Regions from separate parts of the Homo sapiens genome. Here region 2 is linked to region 1. The links are chromatin contacts, found by Hi-C in ENCODE. All regions are on one chromosome and are shown on one strand. The core of a region is the stretch at or near the end of the contact, and the rest is flanking DNA. Distances in the headings are between cores, read along the strand shown. Region 1 overlaps AUTS2 (activator of transcription and developmental regulator AUTS2). Region 2 overlaps AUTS2 (activator of transcription and developmental regulator AUTS2).

What was found. Hi-C counts contacts between places; a loop is a spot of excess contacts on that map. Pooled maps may share reads with other maps.
Region 2: a loop to region 1 is called in a pooled map, with 2.9 times the contacts of the local background. The contact joins two enhancer-like sites. A Hi-C loop is called at or near these places in 2 of 37 single-sample maps with no recorded cell type and 3 of 50 pooled maps.

Annotation. Positions count from the first base shown.
Region 1 is chr7:70,235,944-70,239,602 of GRCh38, reverse strand. All of the region lies in intron 4 of AUTS2 (activator of transcription and developmental regulator AUTS2), which reads right to left. Among named protein-coding and RNA genes, the nearest start is that of AUTS2, 640 kb to the right of the region's middle. RefSeq lists enhancers at 966-1,045, 1,366-1,535, 1,556-1,665, 974-2,358. Within about 2 kb of position 1,347, at least 3 of the 41 ENCODE cell types and tissues checked have a DNase peak (open chromatin) inside an H3K27ac peak, as active enhancers do.
Region 2 is chr7:70,775,288-70,779,239 of GRCh38, reverse strand. AUTS2 (activator of transcription and developmental regulator AUTS2) reads right to left here. Exons shown (of 19, transcript NM_015570.4): 13 at 3,854-3,883; 14 at 2,066-2,137. Among named protein-coding and RNA genes, the nearest start is that of GALNT17, 350 kb to the left of the region's middle. Within about 2 kb of position 2,344, at least 5 of the 41 ENCODE cell types and tissues checked have a DNase peak (open chromatin) inside an H3K27ac peak, as active enhancers do.

The sequences.
Region 1 (3,659 bases), core at 98-2,597:
TTAGCCAGGCATGGTGGTGGGTGCCTGTAATTTCAGCTACTCAGGAGGCTTAGGCAGGAGAATCCCTTGAACTCCGGAGGTAGAGGTTGCAGTGAGCCAAGATCGCACCATTGCACTCCAGCCTGGGCAAAAAGAGGGAAACTCTGTCTCAAAAACAAAACAAAAAAAATTAGGTTGCAGGGCTGGCTCTGCATGAATTCATATGGTAGGGGAGGAGAAAGGTAGAAGGGGTTAAAAATTAATCAATTAATTCTGATTTTCTAAACTAAAGAAAAGAACTGAAAAATCATCTTCTCAAAAGACATATGATGGGCCAGAGTAGGTAGTAGGGCCTGGGAAAGGAAGCAGCCAGAGAGACCTGATGTGGCCTGCCCCAAGACATGGGGGCTGGAGAAGATACTGGGGAGGCAGAGGGTTTGTAAAACATTTTTGTAAATTTTGTAGTTCATAAAATTATGGAGGAGAGGCTCTGATTGTTTAGGGATAAATCAGGAGCCCAGAAGAAGGAAAAGTGGAGGAGTCTGATGATTAAAGGACATCAAATAGTATCTGCTCAACGAAACTATCTGCTCAGGCATCTCTATTACATCGGTAACTGCCTCCCTCCTGCCAAGTTACCTCACAACCAATAAGAGCTCTATTGCTCAAAGCAAATACTTAATTAGGGAGTTCTACTAATTGATAAACTGACATCTGTCTGATCAGGCCTATAACCACACACAAACAAGTGCATGTACACACACACACACAAACACACATACACAGAAACACATCTCTCTGATGATGAGTGCACGCATATCTTGTTTCTCTGGAGCTCAGAAGTAATATAAATAAGGTGGGGGATTGTAAGAGAAAAGCTAAGAAGAGGAGGAAAATGACAATTTGTATTTACTAATAACATGCAATAAATCTTAGTCCTCCTACAGTTAAAAAAAAAACACTAATAATAAACTCAGAGGGGGTACTGTCTATAGGCAAGGAGGAGACATAAAATGTAAAGCATGATACAGTGGTGCTCAAAGTAGCCTGCTGAAAGCATCTGACTCCTTGGACAGGAAAGGGAGACTGGTGAGATCTAGAGAACTCTTAAAGTTAGAGAGAGGACTTGCTAAGCTAAAAGAGGAAAGTAAATAAGAAGGGAGGGAGCAGGCAGTCCACGATCTAAGAGGGGCAGCCACATGACAGATGCACAGGGCAGTAGAGGAAATGACAGCATTAGTGTTGGTCCTGTCAAAAGGCCTTGCCGGCAAAGCTAAAGCGGACAGCACTAAAATCCCCTCTGCTCACTAGGCCTGCTGGAGACATAATGAAACACAATACTGTTGGGGGTGGCCCCTGGGTAACATTTTCACTTCTACATTCCATTTTCAGTTTAGGTCGAGATTTTTAAGAAGACAGCAAGCAGCACTCGAGTCCCAGGTGACAAGATCTGCTCAGATTTAGTCTTTGAATGTTGCAAATTAAATTCCCTCATCAGGCCTCTAATCACTCTTACCAGATGGGGCTTGTGCTCAATTTTGGATCCACAGGAAATTTAATGGTTATTGTTTCTGTTTAAATAGGAGATTATTGCATTTTAATAAGTTCTCTTTGGGACTTGCAGCAACAATAGAGCACTATGAATTACTGTAGATAGCTGTTACTGCATGCTGGGGAAAAATCAAGTTACTAAGTGTGACAAGTTGCTTTTTCTTCCCTTCCAGCAATCGCTCCGAGTGTATTTACCACCAAATTAAGTATGTGCCGAGGGGATAATATTTTTATCCTGCCGAGGGGGAGAAGGAGCTTGTCTGTGGATTTTCATTAAAATGACACATCTGTTCAGCAATTTCACAAAGTAATTCTGCTGAAAGTTTTATCAGCTAATTTTAATTATTCACTCCAGTGGGTTGAATACAGGATTCATCATGTTGAATTAATACATTTGACGGGAATTTCACAAAGAGGGGGAGAAAAAGCAATCAACAAATTGAATTGTCATGCATTATGGATTAAATTGAGATTCTTTAATTAGGATAAGCCTGAGATTTGGTATTTTGAAGGTATTAGAAAGCTTAGCAATACAGTGGTAAAGATTAAGAAAATGCAATTAAATATTACACTTTGGACACAGCCAGGATATCATATGAGTAGAAGAGTCCTTTTTAGCAGAATGGTTAATAGTGTCAGTTTCTAGAATTGCTCAGTGGTGGAACTGCGGCCATGCCAATGAGAGACAGCTGCTGTTTGTTTACCACAGATGAATTAAAGGTAATTGTATTTTAAAAGACTGGAAGCTGACTCTCTTTAAACTACAATGAGATAATTGTGGCAGTGACAATGAACAAATAACTAGGAGATGCAAGGTTCAAGTTCTGGCCCTGCCATCACTACTTACATATGAGACTTTGAAAAATGCAATATTTTTTATTGAGCACCTATTACATGGAGACACTGTATTAGACAAGCAGGAATCAACAGTGAACAAGAAAGTCCCCTGCCCAAGGGAGGTCTAGAGTCTAGTGCAAGACTCCTCTCTGAGGGCTCAGTCTTTGTATCTAAATAACAAAGGGGCTGGATCTGATGAGTGTGCAAAGTCTGTTCCACATCTGACATTCTACACAAATTGCAATAAATAATTGTATTGAGCTTACTTTACGAAGGCAGTAAGTGGTAAGCAGGGAGATTAAACAGAGTAGTACAGAGAACACCAAGTAACAATTATTATTCTAGAGGCCCCCTCTCCCATGCATGCTGGCTTGGGTGATGAGTCTACATACACAGCATCCATAATGCTTTCTGCCAAAGTGGGATGGCAATGAGGGGGAAGGAGCACCATGTGTACTGGACAGAGAAAATAACAACGAGGAGTGGAATGCATTAAAAAGTGCATCAGGTGAGCCCCTAGCACTTGCCAAAAATTGTTTAGACTTGTAAAACTAAACAGAAGCTAAAAGTGGAAAAAGAAACAATTTTCACTGAAGATATCAAATACTTGCTGACAGAGGGGATACAGCTACCAGTCTGTGGGAAATAGTCTGAGATCCATTTCGGCTTTAGTTCCTAAATCGGCAATATACACATACAGATGAAGACCATGAACATTATAAGAGGAAGAAAAAGTACTTTTTATTGAGAAGACAGTATTAACCTAGCTTATCAAAAAGGTTGAAAATTGCTTTTTAGTTCCCCCCAAAATGTTCATTCACTCCATTTCCACCTGGCACAGTAGGTCACATATACTCACCAATGAAACTGTACATGCCATCACACTAGAAGAATCACAAATACTGTACTATCTCATTAGAGATATAAACAAATGAAATTATATTTTTGAATACCCAAAAGAAAACAACAAAACTATAAATTAAATTCATGGCTAATATGCCCATGTTTTAAAATTTTCTAGAAATTTTTCTAGTCATCTGTGTTCATTCATTCATTCAATAATACTTACTGAGTTTCGCTATGTACCACACACCACTCTGGATACTGGGGAGAAAGTGGTGAGTATGGCACATACCTCACTTTCAGGGACCTGACATTCTAGTCTGGGTTGGTGGTGAAGAATATAAAATGTTATATCGAATAGTGATAAGTGCTAAGAAAATACAGGGTCAAGGTAAAGAATAGTGAATAATATGAGTACAGTTTTACAGAGGGTGGTCAAAGAGGGCCCC
Region 2 (3,952 bases), core at 1,095-3,594, 540 kb before region 1:
ATGAAAGTCCCAGTATCGAGTAATAGCCAAGCCTCAAAACCAAGCTTCTAATTCACTATGAATCTATAAAATTCTTTTGAATACCTCCTTTAATTTGGTGGCCAAATTATTTAGTGCTAATATTGCATGGTACATAGCACAGTTCCATTAACCACAACTTAGGGCCATGAAGCAAAATGGAGCTTGGGGATTACAAGCAGTTTGCTGAAAAGGGAAGATGAACGAAGTTATCTCATGTTCAAGAGGTCTTTCTAATTGAATTGGGATAATGAAAGTTTAAGTCACTGGGGACACTTTTATGGGAAAGAAGTTGCTAAAGTGGCACGTGCAACATCCCTCATCTCTTTTAACCAAAGAAGTTACAAGGAAGATGTGCTTTACCTACCGTTCCACTAACCACATCAACCAGAACAAAAACTGAATTGAACTAATCATCAAAATCTAGTTAGCTCTTCAAAGCACACACATTTTCTAAGATAGACCACAAGGCTTCCAATTAAACTTCCCCTAACAATAAAGTACAAATGAGCCAAACTCACTGATGGCATGTTATAAGAAAGAGCAGGTATCTGACAACCAAAGCAAAATATCTTAGTGACCTCATTTACTGAGGTTTGCATCTTAAAACTTTTAACCGGGTTTTTATTTTTTACTCTTTTTTTTTTTTTAGAGATGAGATCTTGCTATGTTGCCCAGGCTGGACTCAAACTCCCAGGCTCAAGGGGTTCTCCTGCCTCAGCCTCTAGAGTGACTGGAACTTGGGTTGTTTTATTTTAAAAATCACGTAACCCTTTTAAAAACATGTCTCTTCTGTGATGAAGAGCTCTATCTATCTCCTGGCTCATTGGTCTCCTGTATTTCTTTCATGAGAACTCCCAAATGCTGTTAGGACTAAAAGCTTGTTCATGAAGAAATGGATTAAGTGAAGCTTATTGGAGTTACTTGATTGCTTGTTTGCTCCCATTTTTGCAGGCATCGTAACATAGCCTATAAATACCCAGACTGTAAAATACAGACTTGTCAGTTACTTTGTTCCCTAAGCCAAGCGCTGATGCTGTATCCAGGGACTTGCAGAAGTTCTTGATCTCTCCCCTACTGAGTCATAAAGGCTCTAGCAGAACATGGAATATGTTCATCCCTATGATGAAAATATAGACAAAAAGGAAAAATCGTCTTTGGACAGCGAGGTAACTAGCCAGAACGTGGCTCCTGCAAGTACTGACTGTATTCCAATCCCTGGCACTGACCATCAGGAGGACCAATGACAGTTCAGCGGCATCATCTTCATATAGGGCACACATGACTCTACCATTTTCCCACAGCCATAAAATGAAAAGAATGCACCAGTCACTATTTTTACAAAAACCCAAACCCAACATTCATTTGTAGCTCTTCCCAGATGCAGAGTATTTTCTGTATTCTAATTCTTGGTCACTATAATTTTATTTCCAAAAGCTTTATTTTAGCATTTAATCCATATTCAAGACCTTTGGATCAATAAAATGACAAAATTATAAAGGGAACAAAACCCTGGGGCATTATCAGTTTGCTTTTGTTTTGTAATTTCACTAGTGGTTTCCCTAATTAACAGTAAGATTTCTGAGCTGGCTGCTGTGACTTGCACTGTAATCCCAGCTACTTGGGAGGCTCAGGTGGGAGAACTGCTTGGGGCCAGGAGTCTGAGACCAGCCTGGGCAACACAGTGAGACCCCTATCTATCTCTACAAAAACAACAATCAAGAAATTAGCCAAGTATGGTGGTATATGCCTAAAGTCCCAGCTGCTTGGGAGACTGAGGTGGGAGGATCACATGAGCCCAGGAATTCAAGGCTGTGGTGAGCTATGATTGTCCCCTTGTACTCCAGCCTGGGCAACAGAGTGAGACCCTGACTCTAGGAAAAAATAAGTAAGACTTCTGAGTAGCTTTTCCAAGAGAGGCTTGATCCTTCCTAACTATGGGTCTGTAAAATGTGTTTTAAATGCCTCCTTCATCAGGTTCTCCCGAGCACGTCACACACTCACATGTGCATCCCATTCTTCCCTACACCACGAAGGTCGGACTGACCTTGACTTTCTGTTGGTGGTGGTAAATCTGCCAGGCGATGTGAACATGCATAGCACACCACTTCCCTGGTTTCTGGAACAAGAAAGAGCAACGTGGTTAGGAGGAAGACATTTCAGAGAAAACCACCTTCAATTTCCCCAAAGCTTTCAGCAGATTTTGGCTGCAGAGGCTTTTTTCGTGAAACAAGAGTGCTTTGTACTCTCCAAGTGCCTTCCATCAGTAGCTCTCCAGCGCCCAGTCATAAGGGAGTCACAGCCAGCTCCCCCTCTCTCCCCACGTGGGTTTGCTACTCAGAAAACCACATTGACAAGGGCCTCCCCGGTTACCAAGGACAAGACGGCAAAAGCCTGAATCCCACTCTGTGCCTCTTCTCTTTCTTTTCTGCTGCCAGCTGGCAGACCTGGTAGAGTGGGAAGCCCTACTTAACAAATGTTGCCATGCTATAATGCAAATCAGCTGTTCAGAAGAGCTCATTAGTGAATGTCTGTGAGTCAAATCAAAATAAGAGAGGGTACAGAACCTGTCCTAACCTCCCCCAAGACCGTGGTGGTTTTTATTTTAACCCCCAAAGTGGTACAAAGAAATTCACATTTTGATTGAAGCCCAGTTACCGTAAATGCTAAGAGTCAACTACCCATTCGTGTTGGTGGGCGCTGTTCCTAAGTTTAAAGAAAGAAACAAAGAGAAGAATATTCCTTCCTTCCTGTTCTCTATCTAGGCCTCTGCAGATCTCAAGTCCATCCTCCACCCTCTGGGGTTGAATTTGAATCCACATCTCCCCAATTATTTCATGTCTTGCTTTATAAGGAGTGGAGTGCTGTGAGTGTATTCTCTTCTACCAGTCAGCGGGCAGGGACCACCTTTTCACTTCATTTCTGCTAAGTAATCTACCCATAAGCTCGGCGTGCGCGCTCAGTGACTACTGGACAGATGAGAAGAAAACACAGCCTCATTCTACATCGGCGAAGAACAGAAGCTTCTGGTTTCTACAGTATGGAGTTAGTTCCGAAAATATATACTTAAATGCAAGTCTGGGTCAGTTCTCTTCTCTTGCAATGAAATTATGGGTAGTTTGAAATCACAAATAATATACTGCCTCACCTAAGTGATGACACAATTCTCCTTTTTCCCCTGGAGAAATCAAATTATCTGATTATGTGCCCTAGAAATGAGTTATGCATAGCAAGAAATCTGCTGTCCATCCATCTTCTGTCCAACAATTCATCATGTCTGTCTTACCCCCAACCACCAGGATTCATTTAGAGGTCATCACACTGGCCAGTCTCCAGACCTCGAGAACAATTTGCTTTAAGCAAGATGTTAACAAACCAGATGCTTATAGTACCTCCTTCCTGCACCTTAAAAGGAGGTCAAACGGCTATGGCAAGTCAATGTCACTTACTACAGAAAGAGGGAGCCACCAGCCAAAATAAATGGACCCAGCTACATATTTTCTAAGTGCAAGAGAGACTAACTTCAGCCTATAGCTTCAGTCTTTCCCCTTAAGTTCCAACTAGTCAAACCTTTTACCAGAACTGCTAACAAGAGATCGGACTCGTTGACTTTTCTCTGTTGTAGAGATAAAAAAAAAAAGCCAATGGCCTCCAACGGTCAAAGCAAAACAGTTTAGGCCATTTTCAATCACACTATCTGAAAAACCCAATCACCGTCATTCCAATGTCTTATTCCAACATTTCTATGGCTTATTTCCTTGTAATAGACTTGTATTTTTAACCCACAGGGAGTCAAATAGAGGTTGCAAAACAGTTCTATAAGAAGCTTTCTTACCCTTAACATAGGTCTGAAAGGATCTGTCAACTGTGAAGAGAAAATGACAACTTGGTTACATGCCTGTCACTCAAACAATTGCTCTAATTAACAAATTTG